Regions from separate parts of the Homo sapiens genome. Here region 1 is linked to region 2. The links are chromatin loops, found by intact Hi-C in ENCODE. Cell type or tissue: endothelial cell of umbilical vein. All regions are shown on one strand. Each heading gives the region's core, and the rest is flanking DNA. Links, peaks and the distances in the headings are about the cores only.

The links. A loop is a pair of places that touch in the nucleus more often than their neighbours do. Peaks named below come from ENCODE experiments on the same cell type or tissue, not always from the same donor. Only the 100,000 strongest peaks of a DNase experiment are listed, where the experiment ranks them.
Region 1: it touches region 2 in a loop (5-fold over the local background); 7 of 110 quality-filtered maps call a loop at or near these places.

Annotation. Positions count from the first base shown.
Region 1 is chr11:19,671,767-19,683,501 of GRCh38, reverse strand. It overlaps a transcript of NAV2 not described here. Among named protein-coding and RNA genes, the nearest start is that of NAV2, 35 kb to the left of the region's middle. RefSeq lists an enhancer at 5,364-5,533. In endothelial cell of umbilical vein, for the core only: no CTCF peak of the experiment used is centred there; DNase peaks (open chromatin) are centred at 3,161 and 6,911; H3K27ac peaks cover 3,562 bases.
Region 2 is chr11:19,737,152-19,748,886 of GRCh38, reverse strand. All of the region lies in intron 1 of NAV2 (neuron navigator 2), which reads right to left. Among named protein-coding and RNA genes, the nearest start is that of MIR4694, 17 kb to the left of the region's middle. RefSeq lists an enhancer at 969-1,470. In endothelial cell of umbilical vein, for the core only: CTCF peaks have their summits at 5,987 (motif pointing right) and 8,846 (motif pointing right); a DNase peak (open chromatin) is centred at 5,996; H3K27ac peaks cover 532 bases.

The DNA of each region.
Region 1 (11,735 bases), core at 2,310-10,309, 66 kb after region 2:
ATGCCAGCATAGGGGATTTGGCTGAGCTCAGTACAATATGTTTTTATCTGTACCAAATTATGACCCATAAAAATTCAGTCCTTGCTAGGACACAAGCAGCTAAAAAAGAAGGTGACCCAACTCAACCTTTTCTCTTTTAAGAAAACACATCACTGACCCCGCCTTCCTAAGCTGCTGCCATGAGGCTTTCTGTTACACCCCGCAACCCCTGACATTCCGTTTAGAGGAAATGAAAAACTACTCTCTCTCCTTGGCCCTCCCCATTCAAACAGGCTTACATGTGTCCCAGAAGAAGGCCACTGATGACTTCCCAAACTCCCGGCTACTCTTCCTTCCTCAGAGAAACACAAAATATTAGCACTACAAGGAAATTTAAGGATCATTTAATACAAATACCCCCATTTTATCTATATGAACCAAAGCAGTCACTGAAACCCAGATCTTCTAACTTCTAGCCAGAACCAGGGTGGCACAGTTGACAATCCACAGATTAACAAAGGTTTGAATCTAGTCCTCCCTCATCCTAGTTCTGCAACCTTGGAAAATGCTTCACTTCTCTGAACCTCACTGTTTTCATCTGAAAAATGGGCAAAATGAATATGATATGTTTTGGATGTTTGTCCTCTCCAAATCTCATATTGGAATGAGTGTTGGAGATGGGGCCTGGTGGGAGGTGTTTGGTCATGGGGGCAGATCCCTCATGAACGGCTTAGCGTCATACTCCTGATAGTGTGTTCTCACTCAGTTCATGCAAGATCTGCTTATTTAAAAGAGTGTGTGGCATCTCTGCCCTCTCTGTCATGCTCCCTCTCTCACATGTAATATGTAGCCCCCCATCCCTTCTGCTATCATTGTAAGCTTCCTGAGGCCCTCGCCAAAAGCAGATGCTGGTGCCATGCTTGTATAGCCTTCAGAATCATGAGCCAATTAAACCTCTTTTCTTTATGAATTACCCAGCCTCAGGTATTTCTTTATAGCGACACAAATGGACTGACACAATACCAGCCTCCCAGGTCCTCGCAGAGGTTAATGGGGCTATGTATATAAAGCACTTCACAATGTGCTTGGCACATTGACCGCAGTGCTCATTTCCACAGTACACATTTCCTTTCTGGGCAGTTTACGAACTTCTCTAAGGCTCAGTGTCCTCATCTGTTAAGTAGGATAACAATTGGATTATGAGATAAGGCATGTGTGTAAAAAGTTTAGCACAGTTCTTAGCACATACCAAGCATGTGGAAGCAATTATTATTAGCATGGTATTATCACCAGCCCCTTCTTTCTTTCTTTCTTTCCTCCCTCTCCAGATTCCCACTCCTCAATCTACATAAGTCAACAGAGCAATGTGTAGGGTGTACCATGGGGTGAGTATGTTGTATGTGGGTAAGGTGCTGTCTAGGGGAGTGAGTCCAGGTGCTGTGCCTGATGCTCTGGTGGTAGTGGGCAGCCCTGGAACCCTGCAGAGTGAAGTCCACTCTGTGGCTTGCTCTCTCTCAGCTGCTTGATCAGATCATGTGACTAACACAAGCTATCTTGATATTGTGGACATCTATCTATTCCCTGCTAGATGTATTTTCTCAGGTGGAGGTGTCCTAATTTCTATATGAAACCACCACGCAGCCTCCTGAGGCTGCCAGACACCTGACACGTACATCCCACAGGAATTCCATTCAGATGTGTCCACAGGTCTCAGTGGATTCCCACAGTGGCTTCCTAGCTACCTGGTCTGGAGGACATGCTTACTATGCATTGGTGAGAGTTTCTGGACACTGAATACATGTTCTGTATAGAGAGATTTCCTGTACTCCAATCCCAGACTTGCCAAAGGCTGGCCAGATCCTCCCAGAACTGCAGGCTATTGGTGTGGAGGACCAAGGGCTCATCCCAAGGGGCAAACCTATTGCTAAATCCCATCAGACTGGTCACCTCTTTAGAGGGACTTAGGCAGACCAGTGGGCCATTAATGCCAAATAATTAAATCGATAGGCTTCTAGAAGATAAACCTGATCTCAACTCAGCTAGCCATTTCACACAGAGTGGTGCAATTACCCCCAAATTGCAGAGAGACCTGGGTTCAAACGCTAACTCTATCACTAACTGACTTTGGGTGTTTCCTCACCATTCAAAACTTCAACTTCCCTATATATAAAATAAGGACAAGCAAATCTATCTTTTATAACTGCGGTGAAATTAAATTGAAAATTGATGATACTTCAATGCCTGGCACATTGTCATTATTTGATAATGATCCAGTTAGGACAAAACATATGAAGAAGGACTGCCAGGTCAGGGGACGTCCCTGAGAGAATCTCACTGCCAGGCATGACCTTGTCCCCAGAAGCTAGATCATTTCAGTTCAACCCCTGGCTCTGTCTCTCATTAGTAAGTTAGTTAAATTCTGCACCTCAGTTTCTGTCTCTATCTGTAAGTGGGGATAATGATAATACCTACCCCAAAGGGGTTTGTGATGATTAAATTAATTACTTAATGTAAAATGCTTAGAACAGTGCCTGGCACCCGCTAAGTGCTGCAAAAATGTTGGCTATTCATAATAGAACTAAGTGATTCATCAGTAGTCTGAAATAAATTCCTAAAGCATGGGCTTTGGAAGCCCTTGATTGTTTGGCTTTACTGAAATGACAGGTGCAAAGAAGGCATGAGACCCCTACCGTTCTCTCACGTGAGCTCATTCCTGAGCAGAAGAGCCGTGTTTTATAATAATTACCACTTCTGGAATGCTTGCCATATGCCAGTTCCTTTATAAATTTTAGCTCTCATTCTCACAGGAACCCTCTTATATAGGCATTATTATCCCCATTTTGCAGATAAGGAAACTAAGGTTCAGATAGGTGAAGTGATTTTCCCAAAGGGGCACAGCAGGTAGGGGTAGAGGCAGGATTCAAATGCAGGTCTGTCTGGCTCCATAGCCACAGCCTCCTTGCTTCCCTAAGCAGAATGGGGTTCCGCATCCCTCCTGTGTGTGCGGGTGAGGGGTGTGTCCTACAGTTCCCCAGCACTCATTCAGCCCTACTGGCCTGGCTGGGTGGTTGATATTTAAAAACTGGAGAGGAGGGGAAAAAAACCCTTAAAAACAATAAACAGTGATTCAGACTGAGTCTTTACTCAGGCGGTTACGGGAAACTGGCGGGAGGCGACAGCCTTAGTCACTTAGGAATGGCCGAGCCCCTGACTCATGGGCAGCAGATCACGCTGCTCAGGACAGAAGCCAGCACTGCATTCGGTGCCAAAAAGGCAGGAAAACGCTCTAAAGAGGGGGGTGGGGGATGAAAAGAATGATGTGCTGGGGCCAGAGCTATCTTTTGTGAGGAGGCAGGCTTGTCCTGGGTGCTGGAATAACATCCAAACCCCCAAGCCTGATGTTCCAGCCCCCTTTCTGGAGCCCTCCTCTTTTCCAATCTGATTTCTCTCTATTCTCATTCAAGAACCCCACCCTCCAGCCAAATGGGATGGCCCACTGTGCCCAGGATGTCCTGTCTTTGCCCCTCACTCCAGGTGCCTTGGCCCCCAACCCTCCTGGCCTCTCTTGTGCCCAATAGGTAGGGCTCCCCTCCAGGGGCCCTTCCTCTTGCCTTCAGCACTAAATTCAGCCCCTCATTCCTCAGGTATTTAAGGAGCACACATTATGTGTTAAGTTCTATGTTAGATACTGGAAATCCAAAGATAGCTTAGACACAGTCCCTGCCCTCAGGAAGCTCATACCTAGTGTTTGTTTCAGTACCAGGTACAGGAGTACACAGGTCACAACAAGAACCGCCAAAAAGGAAGGGCTGTGATGTGGGGAGCACAGAACACAGCCGGGGTGTCCCAAACCACCCTAGGAACCAGGGTTCCCTAAAGGACGTGATGTTTGAGATGAATCTTGAAGAGTAGGAATGAGTCAAGAGATGGTGGGGTAGAGAGGGGAAGGATATAGAATCATCTCTCTCTTCTAAACAAAAACAGAAACAAAAGCTGAGGCAGGTACTGTGAGTTTATTGTACCAAAGGGGAAGGAAATGAAGAAAAAACAGAGGGGCAAAATAATAGCCCCCAAATCTTTTTGTGTTTTTTTGAGACAGAGTCTCGTTCTGTTGCCCAGGCTGGAGTGCAGTGGCACAATCTCGGTTCACTGCAACCTCCGTCTCCCAGGTTCAAGTGATTCTCCTGCCTCAGCCTCCAGAGTAGCTGAGACTACAGGCATGTGCCACCACGTCCAGATAAATTTTGTATTTTTAGTAGAGATAGGGTTTCACCATATTGGCCAGGCTGCTCTCGAACTCCTGACGTCAGGTGATCCACCCGCCTCAGCCTCCCAAAGTGTTTGGATTACAGGCGTGAGCCGCTGCACCCAGCCAGCCTCAAAATCTTGTTAAAATTTTGGACTAATTCCTCTCAGCCTTTTCTCCATATAGCTCTATGTGTGGAGACATATACATTTTTAAAAACCCAAAACATGTTAATCTGACCGCTTTGTAATTTGCTTTTCACATTTAACAACATAGGAAATCTTTCTATGTTGATAAATATTAGTCAACATAACAGATGCCACAGCTGATCTGGCCTGAGAGAGGTCGGTTTAGCTCGTGGAGGTGGTGGGAAATTCTGAATTTGAACACCTAGCACTGGGGAATGTACTCATCCATTCTCCACAGGCCCCACCTCTCCTCGCTGTCTTACACAAATAAGATCTGCTTCTCTGTTCACATCAGCTGCCTGGCCAATCCGGGCATTAGCATTTTGAGCCCCTGATGCTCAACATTTGAATGGCTATGTGGTATCTCGGAAGATGATGCCCCTTGATTCACCTGGCATTTTCCCCATGCTTCTCTTTCGACACTGCCAATTTCTACCCTAGATAGCAATTGATCACACAGCTGCTGCCTTCCCATCTGCGGGCTCCTCAGACGCGGGTTCTATATGTGATGTTTCTTGCTCTCCCATCACAGAGCCTAGCACAGCTCTACTGTGACTTGCGCACAACAGGCAGTCACTAAACAGTTGATGAAAAGAGAAAGGAGGAAAGTTACAGGGTTAAGCTCTTGACCCCTCCCAGTGCAGGTGAGACACCCATTTCATCCAGATCCTGCAGCGAGATGACAGGCATGGGCTCCGGAGTAAGCATGCCTGGACTCCTATTCTGGTCCCACCACTGACTAGGCTAGGCAAGTTATTTAATCTTTCTACGTTTCATTTCTCATGTACAAAACGAGAATACTAATTGTACCCATTGTGCTAGGCTGTTGTGAAGGTTCAATCCTACAAAAAAGGAGCTTAGAACAGAACCTGGCACACAATCACAAAAGTTAGCAATTGGTTTTCTTCTTATCATCCTTATTATCTTGGGCGCTCTCCAAGTGCAAGTTGGGACTCAACTCCCCTCTGAAGGAGGCTTTCTTCTTGGTCAGCATCCCCTCGCTCCTATTCCTGCGGCGCAGCCTCTCCCTCTGGAGAGGGGTCTCTGGCCAGTCCCCAACCTGACAATAGGGATGGATTCTCTTCTCCTCAAAGGAGAAGGATACTGGGATTGTGGCCAGCAGTTTCCAGGCGTTTGGAAAAACCTCAGTGGGTTAGACCAGGGGTTGGCAAACTTTTTCTATAAAAGGCCAGATAGTAAATATTTTAGGCTTTGCAGGCCATATGGTCTTTGTTGCAACCACTCAATCTTGCCCTTGTAGCATGAAGGCAGTCATGGACAATACAGAAACGAATGGTCATGACTGTGTTCCAATAAAACCGTATTTACAAAAACGTGGCCAGCTGATTTGGCCTGGGGGCCATAGTTTGCTGGCCTCTGTAGATCAATCACAAAATCACTCAGTCAGGGCTGTGAGTCTTCTCTGCTTCTCTGTAACCCTGAAAATGCTCCTTTCCTTCCCTGAACCTAATTTTTGTCATTTATCAATTGAGGAGTTTGGGACAGATAATTTTTAGGAGTCATTCTGTCTTGAAAATGCAATAAGTCTATGACTGACAAGCTGTGTGACTTTGGGCAAGGCCCGACCCTCTCTGGGCCTCAGTCTCCTCCTCTGTAAAATGAGGGGATGCATTGATTATCAAGCCCTGATCACAAGCCGAGTAGGACACACTGGGCTTGGGAGGCACCCAGACCATGGCCAGGTGCTGCCTTTGCCCACCTCACTGCCTTTCTTCCCGCAGCCAGGGACCTCTGCAAGCTGTCACCCTGGGCTCGGCCAAAATTCAGTCATGCTTCGTGATGCAGTCAAGTTGCTCTTGCCCAAATGGCTTGCCTGGAAATCACTCTGCAGCCAGACTGCAGCAATCCAGGTTGGATTACGCCAGGCATATGGGGAGACTCTTTGTGCAGGGTGCCAAGTGGCAGTACAGGCTGGGGTTAGTATCACCATGGTCTGGACCCGACTGCAGCTTGCCCCAGAGGCCTGTAGGGACAAGGAGTTCTCCACTTCACAAGGCCAAGTTGATAGCCTTTTTCTGTGGCTGGCAGTCTTGATTCTTTCCTTGAGAGGCCGTGCCTTCACTCTTGGTGTGGTTAACAGGCGCCCACAAACTCACACATGCACACACAATCACATGGTACTCTTGTGACTGTCACATCCTAGGAAATGTCTTAACGATCTAAGGAGAGTCAGGAAGCTCTCCAGACCCAACCAAATGCTACTTTTATCCCCGTAAAAAGAGAGGGCCAGCTGCTCTGGCCTGACCCACAATAAGGCAACCCTTAGAAGATGAATTGAGTCGCCAGTGGGAAACCACAGCATCCTCGTGGCCTAACCCAGGCCTGGGACAGCCTGGTTCTCTGAGAGCCAAAGTGCCAACAGCAATGACACCACCAGCACACTGGGCAATTCTACCCAGCAGATGCCTCCACCCCATAGAGTGCATGACGTCCACATCTTCCCTGGGGTATCGGAATAACAAAGGCTGTGTCCCAGCACTATTGTACAGCTAGGGAAGGCCGGAAACCAAGCTACAGGAAACTGGTTGCTATGGTTTCCTTGAGCGTAATGCCACAGAAATTGCTTTCTAAAAATTTTTTTTTTTTCAGGGAGAGGTAAGGAGGGAAACACTGACTTCAATATTTACCATGCACCAAGCATTGTGCTAGGTTGTAAATACTCAAAGTGAATCACTAGGATTGGTAGTATTATCTTCATTTTGCAAATGAGAATATGGAAGCACAGAGGAACTAAGACTCTTGCTCACAGACACACAGCTGGAAGGTGGGAGAGCCAGTTATGAACCCAAGATCTCCACACTGCAGTGCATGCTCCTTTTCAAATATATGTGGTGGGAGCCAAGAGATCTTGCAACCTAAAATATTCTTATTATGAGGCCAGACTGGAGCAGGGAGGGGGATCGAGGAGGAAGGGACAGGGAAGAAGCTAAATGAGAGAAATCAAACAGCTGAGGAATGAAGACTGATGCCTTCTGATGTGCCAGAACAAGGCTCTCAGGGTGGGTAGAAGGGGCACAGGACTTGGCACCAAAGGGCCTTAGTGTGAAGGTCACCTTCCTCACTCCCAGCCAGAGCCTCCCACATCTGTAAAATGGGTATAACAATCATATCTGCCCTTAGGGTTGTTGTAAGGATTAATTGAAATAATATACATCAAATGCATGGTACAGAGTAAGCACTCAGAAAATGTTAACATTCTTGCGATTGATATTATTATTAATTATACTGTTGTGAAAACTCGTGAATTACCAATTGCTGTACAAATATCAATTAGTTTCGAGGGGACTTGAGCAACTCTGAGGCTAACTCAGTTGAGGGAGTAGAGCTAAAACACATTTGGGCCCCGGGACTGGCCATGCAGGTTGGTACACTCCACAGCTCACACACTGTACAAAGCAGCCCTGATTTATTGGCGCATAGAAGGAAGCTTCCTACCACACATTTCTCAGTCAGTGATGCAAGCATTCATTCCACAGGTATTTATTGAACACCTATTTGCTATGTCCTGTGCCAGGAGGCATATGACATGCTCCCTGCTCTCCAGGAGCTCACAGACAGTGAAGGAGACAGAAAAGCAACTACAGACTGATGCCTCATATAGTTGGACACAGGCAGTGGGTGTCTACTCTTTACAGGGAGTGTATGCATGCGTGTGTGAGCATGCGTGTATGTGTCCTGGTGGGCAGGAAAGGCTTCTCTGAGAAGGGAGCCCTTAAGTTAAGCCTTAAAAAATAACTGGGAGTTTATCAAATAAGTGAGGGAGGGCAGACTGGGAAAAAGGAATAATACCTACAAAGACTCCAGGGCATTTTTGAAACATATGATTAAAGTTTAAGTGTACATCCATGGCGTAGAGTCAGGGAGAGCTAGAGAGGTGAGTTGAATGAGAGATGGAATGGAAATAAAGGTTGGGACCAAGTTGAACAGGGCCTTTTTTACCATGCTAAGGATCCTGGAGGTTTCTCTCTGCTGAGGCAAGAGGAGGAAGCTGCGGTGTGCATGAAGGATGTGGCCATGAGGTCTCTGGAGGTCCTGAGGGGGACGGATTAGAAGCACTCAGGCTCTTGATCTCTGCTAGGCACCTTACTGAGCTCTTTGCATGGATTTCCTACTTTGATTCTCACCCAAACTCCATAAAGTGGTGCAACTATTTCCCCATTTTGCAGAGGAGGAAACCAAGGCTTAGCTAAATTCTGTGTTAGATTTGAACCCAGGGAGGTGGCCCTTTGCCCTCCTAATAGCTACTGCCTCTTACTGTGGACAGGGAGTACATTTCAGAGGTCAAACAAGAGGCCAGGAAAGAAGTTATGAAGTCTGAAGGAGGGAAGTATCTTGTGGGTGGAGGCTGAGGTGGAAAACCTTATGTTCCAGGCAGAGAAGTGCCCAGGAAGCCTGAGGCTCAGGAAAACCTGCTCTCTAGGTGATCTCACTCACAGAAACTTGAAGCTGTTAACACATAGCCATTGAGATTCCTTTCTGGGTTTGCCCCCACCTTTTGTTTGAAGGAGGTAAGCCTGGCCCGTGACAACACTTGAGAACAAACTGCTCACTGCAAAACTGGGAGAAGAAAGCAGAGGCATATACCCTTTTTTCCCTTGGGGAATTTGACCTTTGGGGCTCGTTGCTTATAACCTTCCATTGAAAAAAAATTGCTACTTGGGAGCTGCAGTCATTCCTGCCTGTCAAGAGTGGCCCTCTGGCCCAAAGGCTGGCACCCAGAAGGACTTGCTCTCCTTTTGAGAGCGCGCCCTCCCGTCCCTCTTGTGTAAATAAGTACCCTGGAGTGGAAATAAAATAATAATTGGGGCACAGTTATTCTCAGGCCAGTCTCGGGAAGTTTCCAGGCAGCTCAGGGAGACGGCGGCTTCAAGAGTTCCTGATGCAGAGGTAACAGAGAAGGTGAGTTGGGGCCAGCAGGAGAGAGCGCAGAGGAATAGCCTGATGCTTAGCCAAAAGCTCCTTCCACAACCCAGGCCAGAGGCACTTGGCTGCACAGCCCAGGACTGACGACGGCCCACGCTGCTTTCCAAGCGCCCCTGAGTTGCTGTTACTTAATTAGCTCCATGGCCATAAAAGGCTGGCTCAGCTTGGAGGAGGCGCCTGGCCCCAAGAAGCAGCACACTGAAGTGTCATAAAAACACAGCATGGAGAAGGGGCAGGAAAAGGAAGGGCAGGTGGGAAATTCAAGTCATCTTGGGTCTGTTGTTTCTAATAGGGCTTGCTCACCCTGGCCTGAAAGGATCCTGGGACCCTGCCCCTGAGCCCTGGTTGCTCACATTCACTACTGTGCCTAGATTTAACCCATCATGGAAGGGAGGGAACAGGCCCCGAGAGCAGAAAGTTGCAAGCTTTGGTGCTTGTGGTGTTTAAACAAAACCAGAAGACAAGGCACACAAAATTTCAGCCCTCTATTTAAAATCATTGCCAGGATTCTTATAAAACTGACTAATGTGCCACTTAATGTCTTCTGTTCCTCCCCAATTAACACCTCAATTTGAGAAAATTATTGTAGAGTATAGTGCCAAGGAAACTTGTTATCAGAGAAGCTGTGCTCACAGGGTGGTGAGAGGAGAGGTTTGGAATCAAACTTCTCTGGGTTTGAATTTTGGCTTGGGCACAAGCTGGCTGTTTGACCTTAAGAAAATAACTTCACCTTTCTGTTCTTCATTTGTTTCCTCATCTGTCAAATGATGATAATAATAGGATTTATTTCTTAAGATTGGTAGAAGAATTAAAATTCTGTGCATAAGGCACCCAGCACAGTGCCTGGCATATAGCAGATGCTCAAAAAACACAGACATATCTGAATATATTCATAAAACTCAATGTAGCATCTCTAGCATCCTGGTTCTATAAATGGAGATAGTAATAAGTATCATTACAGGGTTGCGTGTGGAAATTCCTTCCATGGTAATGGTCCTCAGCATATGCTAAGTATTAGTCTTTTTCTCTTTTCTTTCCCTCCCTTGCCTAGGCTGCTCAGAGGTTCAGAGCCAAATTCAATGTTTAATATAGCTCTTGGGCAATGGCTATTTCTTTTCCTTTCTATTATATCAACCATGTTGTATCCATGTAACTTGTTACAACCTGTCTCAAATTCCTTTTGAAGAGAGGCCAGGAGCAAACAAACACACAAACACTTACAAATCTATATTCTGCCCCATGGGAACTCTTCCCTGTTCCTCTGCCTGCCTCCTTAAGACCTAAATCCTCTGGCTTAGAAGGTACCATAAGCTGCTAGCTAGTAGCTGCATGGTTCCCTGACCCCTGATTCCCACTGTTTCTGACACAGAGGGCACTCAACCTGCCCATGGGCCTATCCTGAGCCTGAGCTGGTTGGTGTGGGAGGTGCCAGCTTGCGTCATCTCTTAGGCTCCTTCCCCATGTCCTCTCTCTGCTGCTGGTTCTGTGTCAATTACCCTCAGCATATCCCTCCTGCCCTCCATCCCTTGGGTCAAGCAGATGAGAAAGAAGTCCCATTGGCCACCATTTGCAGAGCATTTACAGGGGCTCACTGGCTCCTGAGGATACCCCCAAGAGGAAGATCCTATCATGATACCCCCTTTATGGGTGGAAAATTAACACTTGGAGAAATAGAATAACTTACTCAACCAAGGTCAGTTGGTGGCAGAGCCAGGAATAGAACCCAAGCTGAGGAAAAATGAATCACAATGCCACTTTGACCAGCAGCGATACCCATGTAGATCTCCCTCACTGCTAAGGGTTGAATGCACATTCAGGCTCTGCAACTTTATAAGAATAAAAAAATGGAGAAAAGTTAAACAACCACACAAATCCCAAATATTTCTTGAGCATGGACTCAGGACCTGGTGTTGGGCTGGGGACTTGGTGAGACTGTGCACTGCACTTTGCTATGTGCCTGGAAGCATGCTCGGCAACTCCACTCAGAGTTCCCAGGAGATGTAGTGCTGGTCCCTGCTCCATCCCCTGGCTTGCTGTTCCCTCAGCCTAATCTCATTCCTCCTTTCTTCCTTCTCATTTCTCATTCTTACTCAACTCGGAAATCTTCCCCAAGAAGTCTACATTCCCACAGCGCTTGGTGGCACCCATCACTATTGTAATGGCCTGTCTGTGAATGTCTCTCCCTCTAGACAGGGCATTTTCTGCGGACATGAATCAAGCTTTACACATCTTTGAATTCCCCACATGTAGACCAGTGCTAAGCATGCAGGAGGAGCTCCTAAAGGTTTGTTTACCTAAACCAGGAGGTGGCAAATTACAGCCCATGGGTCAGATCTGGCCCTTGGCCTGTTTTCGTCTGGCCCCTGAGCTAAGAATGG
Region 2 (11,735 bases), core at 1,407-9,406:
ATCATGGTCACTCACATCTTTACCTTTCAGCAGCATCATCTGTTTTGGAAACCTGGCTGAGGGATATGCTCATTGTCTTGCAAGCCTGTTTCTCTTTGGTCTGCACCTCTCTGTGAAGTGAGGTGCCTGCACCTTCCCTGCCCCGTTCCTAACAGAGTATTAACACTACCATTCATTGAGTGCTTCCCATGAACCTTTAAGTAAGCATTTTACCCACATCATTACATTTAATACTCATGACAATGTCTACTCATTCATTTAACAGATATGCATTCCTTACTCTGTGCCAGGCACCATGCTAGGCGCCAGGGATTAGGTGGAGAACAAGACAAGCCTGGCCCTTGTCCCTGAGGAGTTTGTGGTGTATGTATTATAACTAGTTTACAGGTAAGGAAAATGAGATTCAAAAAAGATTAAATAGTGAGAAGTAGCAGAGGGAGGATTCAAATCCAGCCTAGATTGTGACACTTCCAGTGGCCTGGCTACATTTCTTTTTCCCTCTCTCATACTCCTTGGAGGTGGGGTCCAGGTCTCTTGTGCCTTCACATCACAGTAAGATGCTTGATAAATAAGAGTGGCTTAATTGAACTCTGCAATCCTTGGTTACCTAATTTGTAAAATGTGGGTAAACAGGTCTGCCTCACTGTCTCCTGGGATGTGAAAATCCCAGGGCACATGCAGGCATCTATAAGGGCCTCTGAACAAGCTGGGAGAATTGACTGTGACTTGCTTTGAAGGAAATCCAATCTCTCTGCCTCCACCAGTCCACTGGTCAGCACTGCCCACAGCCTCAGAGCTGCCTCGTTTGACATCAGAGCCTTCCCCACAAAGCCTGGACAAGGTCTCACTACATGCCCAGCATATCCCACTAATGCCATGCTCAACTGCCCATGTGCTCAGGGTTTCCTGGGCTGCAAACCATCTCCCTACTTGGTTAGCAGGCTCCCCAGGGGCAGCAGACAGAGGCCTAGCAGCCTGGCCAAGTCTTCCAGGTCTCTACCTGGGCCGGAAGCTCCTGGTTTCCAGAAGGGATCACTGTCAGGAGAGAAAATGACACACAGTAGCTCTTTCCTGGAAGGGAAATAACTGCCAAGGGAAAGCATTAAGTAAATAGTGTAGCCCAACTCAGCTTAGTTTTTAGTTTGAAAAACCAAAATAGCTTGAAACCAGATCAATGCTACTGCCTAAAGATAGTCAGGGGGAGCAGAGGACGCCAGGAATGGGACAAAAGCAGATTTGCCTCCCCTGCAAGGGCAAATTGAATGCTGAGTGGTCCAAGCATTGAGACTCAGCCCTAGTCCTAGATCCCTTCCACTCCTGGTTGCTTGGCGATATGCTTCATTCAGCCCTTTCTGACTACTGTCCTGTGTGAGAATGGCATAGTCAGTGTTGACAATGTGTAATGAATTTGACTCCTATATCTGCTGTGTGACTTCAAACTACTGATTCAACCTCTCTAAGCCTCAGGTTTCACAGCTATATATTAGGTATAATTATTCCTACTCCTCCTAATAGTGTTATTAGGAGGTAAAATAATGAGTGGTGAGAAAGTACTTGAGACATAATGAGTGTTCACAACATAAATGTCCAACAATGATAGACTGGATTAAGAAAATGTGGCACATATACACCATGGAATACTATGCAGCCATAAAAAATGATGAGTTCGTGTCCTTTATAGGGACATGGATGAAACTGGAAACCATCATTCTCAGCAAACTATCGCAAGGACAAAAAACCAAATACCGCATGTTCTCACTCATAGGTGGGAATTGAACAATGAGAACACATGGACACAGGAAGGGGAATGTCACACACTGGGGACTGTTGTGGGGTGGGGGGAGGGGAGAGGGATAGATATTAGGAGATATACCTAATGCTAAATGATGAGTTAATGGGTGCAGCACACCAACATGGCACATGTATACATATGTAACTAACCTGCACGTTGTGCACATGTACCCTAAAATTTAAAGTATAGTAATAATAAAATTAAAAAAAGAGTGTTCAATAAAAGGTAGACAGTGATAATCTTCATGTTTTTTTTTAAGCCGGGACAGACATGATGAGAGAATCTTGCAGCCCCTTGCAATCAGGAGTACCAATTTTAGGGGGCATCCTGGACATTATCTTATTAACACTGTGGATGGGGCAATACGAGGTGAATGAGAGCAAGATTCAAAAAGAGAACATGGGGGCATGTGGCAAAGGGGTTAGAAGAATCAGAATGCAGAAATCAGATACAATTTAAATTAAAAAGGAATAAATCCATTTCAAATTGCCCTATCCATAACTACTTATTCAATCCACCTTCTTTTGATCAATCCTCCTTCCATGCCCTTCTAGCGTTCTCCTCATTAATGACAGTAAACATGCTCCATAAATAAAAAGTGTAGTTGAGAGGTAATTAATGCTGGGCAGTCTAATTCTGAATTTCCAATCATGCTCTACTTACATTAAAATAAGATTGGAGGCATGTGTGACAATCAAATTTACTCTAGTTAAAAAAAAACATACAAACGCATACTGAAGTCAGTTACTTGGGGAGAGATTTGGGAACCACGGCTGCAATTAGCTTCCATATGCCACCCAAATATGTTGAGCTCCACTTGTGCACCTGTCAGGATGTGACACTGTCAGCATGTCTTCTGCAATGCCACACATATGAGATGTTCAGGGACAAAGATATATCATGAGATCCAGCAGAACCTAACTGTGCTGGAAGCTGTGAAGTGGGCCGAGGCTGCATTTGACCTGACCCTATGATTCTATTTCTTACTAGCTTTGTGTTTTGGACAAATCACTTCTCTTCTCTGTTTTAGTGTCTTCATTTCCCTAATCTGTAAAATGGGCATAATATTTTAAGAAAATCATGTTGATAAAAATGCTTTGGAAACTGCAGGATTCTGCAGTTGTTAGTAAATACGGTCAGCCCTGATCCCATCCAAATGTTGCCCAGTGCTTTATGTCAGGGGTCCCCAGACCTTGAACCATGGACAAGTACCATTGTATGGCCTGTTAGGAACTGGGCTGCACAGCAGGAGGTGAGTGGTGGGCGAGTGAGCATTACCACCTGAGCTCTGCCTGTCAGATCAGTGGTGGCATTAGATTCTCACAGGAGCGTGAACCCGATTGTGAACTGCACATGCGAGGGATCTAGGTTGCACACTCCTTATGAGAATCTAATGCCTGATGATCTGAGGTGCAAAAGTTTCATCCCGAAACCATATCCTGCATCTCTGTCCATGGAAAAATTGTCTTCCACAAAACTGGGTCTTTGGTGCCAGAAAGGCTGGGGACCACCGCTTTCTGTGATAGCCGGCTACCCCCAAGAAAGATTGTATTTTACACCTTTCCAGTGTCAAAAGCCAGGGGCAGGAATGGTGACAACATGTAGGGAAGCAGGTGTGTGGAGGGCTACTCTGGGGACAAAATCGAGGGCCAACTTACCCATTAGGCAGAGTAGGCACAATGCTTAGGAGCCAAGATAGTTTTAGGGGCCCAAGGAAATGTTGTAATTTGTTTTTTAAACCAGAAGGATGAAATGGATACAATTTAGCCTGGATTATATTTGTCTTTTGCAAATGCAGTCATAAAATAAACACCTGAGCTTTCTGGAGACAATGCCACAGGTCAAGGAATGAATGAGAATTCCAGACACCATGACAGGCGGAAAGGGGAGATTCCTGAGGGGGACAGGATCATGAGCAGTTTCTGGGTGCCTCTGAAATCATGTCTTCTCAGCAACTGTCCCACATGACTACTGGACTCATCTTCCATGTGGAGATCATTTCTACTCCTAGTGCTGGTGACAGTACAACCCTGCTAGAGAGCGATAGGGAATATTTAGTAAAATCTAAAAAGCATGTACTTTGATCCAATAATTATGCTTTCAGGAGTCCACCTATCTTACAGTCCTATATGGGAAACTGTGCAAAAATAGAGGTGTAATCAGCACATTGTTCATGACGGCAAAAAATCAGGATAACCAAAATGCCTACCAGGAGGACAATGGCCATATAATAGTCTACAGTGCAGAGTTAAGAGAAGGCATTTGACATCTATGTCAGGAGATGCCTAAGAGATGATGATGCATGAAAGAAGACCTCTGTAGGATGGTGAGGATGGTGAAATTCCAACTGGAGTAAAGAAAGGATAGATGTATTTGAATATACTTGTTTTTGTACAAATTTTCTGGAATGATGCACAAGAAACTGTTCATAGAGGTGATTTCTGAGACAGTGGGGTGAGGTTGGTTGGAGAAAACATGAGTGTTTTCTATTCCTTTTATACCCATGTCACAAATCTTTAAAAAAAAAATCCACAGATATTACCTTTTAAATTAAAAGTACTGATTGAAGCCATAAGCAGAGAACTAATTATGGGTTTACCACAATTAGTGGTGCTCCTTCCTCCATCCTCAGCCATGTTCCCTAACTCACTGTCTCTCTAAATGGGCCCCACATGAGTGGTGTCAGAACTAAACCTTCTGGAGGTATTTAGGACAGGGAGATGGAAGGAGTGACAGCCAACAGCTGGCACTGGGGAGTGTTTCAATGGGTCTCTGGCAAAGTGTGCCATTGGCATCCTCTACTCTGCACAGTGAAGGCCTGCAACTCATCCCTAGGATAGGCCTTCACTCCAGGTCTCTTTCTGGAAAGTCTTTCACTCTTAAACTACACAAAGGCAAGCCCTAGAGGCAGAAGTATGGGTTTAAAACCAAGCTCCCACTTCACTAAGTGACTGAACCTCTGTAAGCCTCAGTTTCTTCATCTGTAATATGGGAACAATCACACCACACTTCCAGGGCTTCTTTGAGGAAGAGATGAGATAATCTCTGTGAAAACATCTTGTACCTTATCTAACACATATTAGGTGCTCAGTAAACCAACTGTATCTGAGGCCAGTGGAGGGGAAGCATACTACAACCCAAATAGGACTCCTCCTCCGAGTACCTGTGAGATGGGCTTAGCATTAGGGCCTGAGGATTGGGATGACCCTGGCCTGACCCAAACCTTCCATGCCAGTGGGGTAAGTAGACACTCCAGGCTCTTTGGGCTGGACCAGTCCAGACAGCTGCCTGGGCAGGACAGTGAGAAGCTGCCGGGATGACTGCCCAACTCTGAGCACTAGGCTCTTTGTCTATCATCAGAAGGGATGAGCTAATGCTTTGTGTCCAGGTCCAGATACCGTCACATTCCTGGGGCTGGAGAGGTAGCTCTAGGCTAAGCCCAGCACTTTTTTGTGGCCTCGCCTTGGAATTCTGCATCTTGTCCTTCATTGAGACCCAGAATGTTGTCCTTTGGGGAAACCCAGACACAAGCTCCTCATGCCTAGAACTGACAACTGCAGGCACTAGGCATTCCCACCTGAAGCTACACTTGTGTGAGCAGACTGCAGGCAAGACCCAGGAGGGAGAAAGCACCAGGAACTCACAGCACGGGTGGAAGACCCCAGTGCTTCACCCACCCTGGAGATATCCTGGGCCAGCAAAGAGGGAGTAGCTCATATCCATTCCTTCTGCCATCTGTCTTGTTGCTAGGCTTGGGTAGTGGTTGGTTATGCTAGGCCAGACCCCTGACTCCCAAGTTCAGAAGTACTGGCCTCACTTTGGAGCTGCAACAGCTATAACCACCACCTCTCCACCTGTAGGGTCCTTTGCAGTTTATAAAGCCCTTCATAGGAGCCTCACAGTGGCCTTATGAGTAAATGTTGAGGATCTCCACCACATTTTAGATAAGAAACAAGTTCACATAGGTTGTCATTTGTCCAAAATCCCAAATAGGGGGAGTAGAATTTGAACCAAGGCTACACAACTCTCACAGTGCTCTTTCTCCTAAACCCCACTGTTCTTCCTTCTCTAATCTTGGTTTTGCCTTCCGCACTGTGAGCAGGTAGAAGTGGACCTTCAATTCCCAGGATGCTACAAACTTTGACATCTTTAATAAGACACTACAGAAGTCTCCATGCATGTGTTGCTGTGAAACGCCACCAGGTGGCAATAGTAGCCACAGCTTGCCAGGACAGCCACCAAAGTGGACAGGAACATGGGCCTGTCTGCCTGTCTGTGCCTTCCAGGTACAGCAGTGCAGAGCTGCAGCTTCTAATCCACATGTGGACTGGCTTGGACAAGGGCAGAGGTGGCTTTTAGATTTCCTGCCCATCTGTGCATCAGGACTGAAGGATTCCTGCTCCCACTATCTAGAGATGGGCAGAGCTGATACCAGGCTGTGCCCTGGTACAGGGGAACCAGCCCTGTAACCTCCCTGGAACCAGTGCCTCATCCACATAGGCACCAAGCAGAACAAGGAGGCATGAACTGCCAGCCACCAGCTCTTACCTGGAGCGCCTCACGTAGTGGGTAGCAGGCAGTCCATGAGTCTTCCTTGCAAACCACACCCACACCCTTGCCAATCCCAGAGCTAGATGATGACCATGTGTGAAATTTATTCTGGCCTTAAAGTAGCTGTTTATTGGGCACTAACTATGTGCCAGACTCTGTGTTAAGTGCCTTGCACTTGTCTTCTTTAATTCTCACAAAGAATGTATGAGGCAAGTACTTTTATCACCCTTGTTTTACAGATGAGGAAATTGAGACTGAAAGAGGTTAAGTAACTAGCCCAAAGTTACAGGAGGTAGGAAGTGGTAGAGCCAGTATTTGACCCCAAGTCCCGATGACTGCTGAGTCCATGGTCTTCCAAAAATGTTTGGTTGGGCTGGAGTATAAGGGGCTCAGGAGGGGTGAAGGGGAGAACAGGTGTATGACAAGGTGCTCAACATCACTAATCATCAGGAAAAGGCAAATGAAAACTATAGTGAGATGCAGATATTACCTTACACCTGTTAGGATGGCTATCATCCAAAAAAAGTCAAAAGATAACAAGTGTTGGCAAGGATGTGGAGAAAAGGTAACCCCTGAACACTGTTTTTGGGAAAGCAGGCATTATGAAAAATAGCATGGAGGTTCCTCAAGAAATTAAAAGTGGAAATGCCGTATGACCCAGCAATCCCCCTTCTGGGTATATACCCAAAGGGAATGAAGTCAGCACCTCATAGACATATCTGCACTCCCCTATTTGTTGCAGCATTATTTGCAATTGCTAAGATATGGAAACAACATAAATGTCTATCAACGGATAAATGGATAAATAAATTGTGATATATATATATATATATATATATATATATATATATATATACACACACACACATGATACATACATACACAATGAAATATTATTCAACTTTTACAAAGAAGGAAATCATGCCATTTGCATCAACATGGATGAAACTGCAGGACATTAGGCTAAGTGAAATAAGCCCAGACACAGAAAGAAAAATACCGCATGATCTCTCTTATATGTGGAATCTTTAAAAAAAAAAAAAAAAGAAAGAAAGAAAGAAAGCCAGGCTCATAGAAGCAGAGAGTAGAACAGTTGTTACCTGAAGTGGGGGAGGGAAGTGGGGGAAAGAATGGGGAGATATAGAACAAAGGGGACAAAGTTGAAGTTCTGTGGGATAAATAAATCTAGAGATCTAAAGTGCAGCATGAGGACTATAGTTAATATTATATTGTATGCTGAAAATTTTCTAAGAGAGTAGGTTTTAAGTACTCTTACCACACACATAAAGATACTTATATGAGATGATGGACATATGAAATTGCTTCCCTGTAGTAATCATTTCACTATGTACAAGTATATGAAAACAGATTGTACATCTTAAATTTATACAATTAAAAATTAAAAAATAAAATCTGTAAGGGGGAGGCTAAGGCCATTTAGGAGACAGCCTTGATGTCAGAAAAGGTTACATTCCCATCTTTGAAAATGGTGCCATTGCAGGATCTAAACTCCTCTCACTTGATCTCTTGCTACAATCTCACATCCCTTCTACTGATAAGTCACCCAGACTGTTGGCTGCTATTGGAAGCAGCAGGAAGAAGAGGTTAGGAGTGTGGGCTCTTGGGCTCTAAGACCATAATACCTGGGTTACTAGCTGGGTGATCTGGAATGTGGCTGTGAGCTCTTTGCATCAGCTTCCTCATCTGCAAATGTAGATGATAACAATAGTAATAGTGTCTACCTTATAGGCTTTTTGTGAGGACTGGAGAAAACAATATATGTCACATGCTGATAACATGCCCGAGATACAGTAAGCACTCAATAAATGTTTGCTATTATTGCTGACTGGGCTACCAAAGGAAGTATTGTTTCTAGTTCAATTCCCCCATTGTACTCTTCCCCTCTGCAAAATATCAGTAAATCTCCTTGCCTGAATATGTCTCCTGTGTTCTTTTTATTTTTATTTTTATTTTTTTTTAGTATTTATTGATCATTCTTGGGTGTTTCTCAGAGAGGGGGATGTGGCAGGGTCACAGGATAATAGTGGAGAGAAGGTCAGCAGATAAACACGTGAACAAAGGTCTCTGTTTTCCTAGGCAGAGGTCCCTGTGGCCTTCGGCAGTGTTTGTGTCCCTGGGTACTTGAGATTAGGGAGTGGTGATGACTCTTAAGGAGCATGCTGCCTTCAAGCATCTGTTTAACAAAGCACATCTTGCACTGCCCTTAATCCATTTAACCCTGAGTTGACACAGCACACGTTTCATCCCCATGTCTTTGCCCACAATGTCCCCTTTACCTGGAATGCCACCTACCTACTTCTTTTGAATAAACCCCTTCACACTTCAGGGCCCATCATGAATAAGTACAGTTTGCCCTGGGTCTGTTCCTTGTATGTTTTACTGTCCGGAGATCCCTTCCAGCATGTCACAGGGTACTTTGTTTCTAGTAGATGCCTCCAAAGTGCGCAGTACAAAGGATTCCCCATCAAGCTCCCAGTGGCTGCCCTCCAGGGGGAGCCTGCTCGGAGTACGAATAAACAGGGAGAACCTTCCTTTCCCTCTCCAAGGAGAGGATAATACAGTTTCCCCTCCACTGTCCTCTTCAGATCTACTGTGAAATTTAAATTCATGAAAGCTGGGTTCTGAGCCTAAAAGCAAACACCAGGGCCCTCTTAGAAGTTCCTCCATCCAGCTTGGCCGAAGTCTGGAGCTGCCAGCCGCTGCTTCCTTCTTCAGAGGGCAAAATAAAGCATTTTTTCCTTAGGACACTACCAGTCTCCTCTGTTTCCATCACTGACTCCAGCAAAAGAGAGGTTTAGCTAGGGATTATAAACTCAAATTCCCATAGGGGCCAAGAAGCTGACCAGGTATAAGACATATGAGCATGGTGGATACTGTGGCTAACAGAGAACACTCTCTAAAATCATTTTTAAAAATTTTCTAAACCAATGTGCCAGATAAGCAAATGTCTCCACAGACCTGATTCAGTCTGAGGGCCATCAGCTACACCCCTCAGCTTAAAAATTCGCTACTGACCCTGAAAACAGGGGGATTCAGGGTCCCCAGCGTGACCTCTGAAGTAACAATTAAGGGGGACAGACCTGAGTTTACATCTCTGCTCTGTCATTTCCTGTGTGACCTTGGGCATCTAGCCCTCTCTTTACTCATTTCTCATCATTAAAATGCAAATAAAATGAGAATGCTCTAGGTTGCTACGATGATTAACTGAGAATATGAAGAGAGTAACACAGAATCTAGTATATATGAATGTTCAATAAATGATTTTAAATTTTACTGACCAAGTTGGGAGGATTACAAGGGAAGTGTGTAAGAGTTGTCTATGTATCTTCTTTTCTTTTTTTGACAGAGGGTCTCACTCTGTCACCCAGACTGAAGCCCAGTGGCACAATCGTGGTTCACTGCAGCCTCAAACTCCCTGGGCTCAAGTGATCCTCCCACCTTAGCCTGCTGAGTAGCTGAGACCACAGGCGTGTGCCACTATGCCCAGCTAATTTTTGTATTTTTTGTAGTGATGGCGTTTCACCATGTTGCCCAGGCTAGTGATTTGTATATGTTTCTAATTCCATTTTTCCATCTAATATTAGTTGTGTGTTTTCTCCAGCTTCTGCCTCTTCTCCCAGCAGGTACCAATACGTGAACCAGGGGACAGAAGCTAATTTACTGAGCTCCAAGGGAGGTTCTGAGCTCCAGCACACAACTCTGCACTGCTGTGGGCAGCTTGGACAGACAGTCACACATCAGAGCAGCAGAAGCCTTACCTTTCATCTCTGCTGTCATTAAAACACCTTTAAAGAGCCTTCACAAAGCCCAAACACTAAAACCTGTGTGGTTTCCTTTACAGGACAGAGACTGAGCTCTCCTCACAATGGCCAGGAACCATTCTCCCCAGTATCCCCTAGCAAACAAGCCCCCTCTACCAACTTGATCAGCCAAACCTGGTGTCAGGATACTGGGGGCGGGGTCTGGGTTGGTTGTAAATACTGCTTCGCCCCAGGAAAACTCAGCCACAGTTCCCCATTAGGAAAAGCCACCATCCACTTATGGTCTCCGTATTTTCTCCAGAACCAAGCAGATGGAGATATCTTTTCATCTCCTGGATGTGTCTCTCCCACATCTGTCACCCACATTTATGATCTACATCTACAGAACTGGAAATCCGGCCTGGGCAAGGCTGACAGGCTCCTGCTGGGTCTTCAGCAGACATGTGTCTAGAGGCCCCTGCCCTGCCTGGGCTGTTGCCATGTGGCAGGGAAAGCATAGCTGGCACTGAGGGAGGAAAGGGACCCGACTCTGGGGCATGTCACTGGCCCCCTGAGGGAACTCTCTGCAGAGCAGATGGTTCTGGAGGTGTCAACCTCTCCATAAGCCCAAGACAGCTCTTTCTGCATGCCATGTCAGGGAAGGAGGCCTCCCCAGTCAGTGAATTTTCCAGATAATCTTCCTGTTCAAAGCACTCAAAATTTTATTTTACCTTTTCATTCATGAAGTTGTACATTATACACTCACATCTTCTCAAAAAGACGAGGACATCAAACAGAAATTCACATCATAACCACCACTAATTGCTCTAAGAGCTGCTGAGACAGTAGATTTTTTGGTCCCCTCTTCCTTTGCTGTCAGATTGTCAGTGGTTTCACCATCAGCCATGGCTTGGGCTGTCAGAGCACCTACTTATCTCAGCTCCCCTACTCGGATCAGCTGCGTTGGATCTGCTCAGGTCTCAGAAATCAGATAATAACTAGTAATAGCCACCATTCACTGGGCACGATATGCATGTCAGACCTCCTGCTAAGTGCCTTCCATGCACTATTTCACTTAACCCTCTCAAGCACCCTGTCGGGTAAGAACTCTTATCTCCATTTTTCAGATGAGGAAACTGAGCTCAGAGTATAAATAAATGCCTTGCATAGGGACATGGAACTGGAAAGGAGCAAGGATGGTTCTTGGATCCAGTCTCTTTGATCCCAAGTCTGTGATTGCAATTGCCAGGTTATACCACCTTCTACCATATTACTCTGCCTTGGAATTATCTATTTGACAGCTGGGCCCTTTCCCCATCTCCTCTTCCCCATCCCTTCTCCCTGCCATGATGTAATTATAATGCCTATTCTCCCAACCAGGCTGTAAGATCCGTGAAAGTATGGGTTCTGTCCTTCTTGTGCACCCTGTAACTCCCCACGATGCATAGCACTGTAACTGGTATATAGACGGTGTATAATATGTAGATTCACTCCCTTCCCTTTCACTCATATTTTCTGGTTTCCATGCTCTCTTTGAAATTCTCTAAGTCTCTTTCCAGTGGCTGGGATTGACCAGGCTGTTCCTTGCTCTGACCCAGAACCACAGGAGTCCCTGTCCTCAGCTGTCCCTT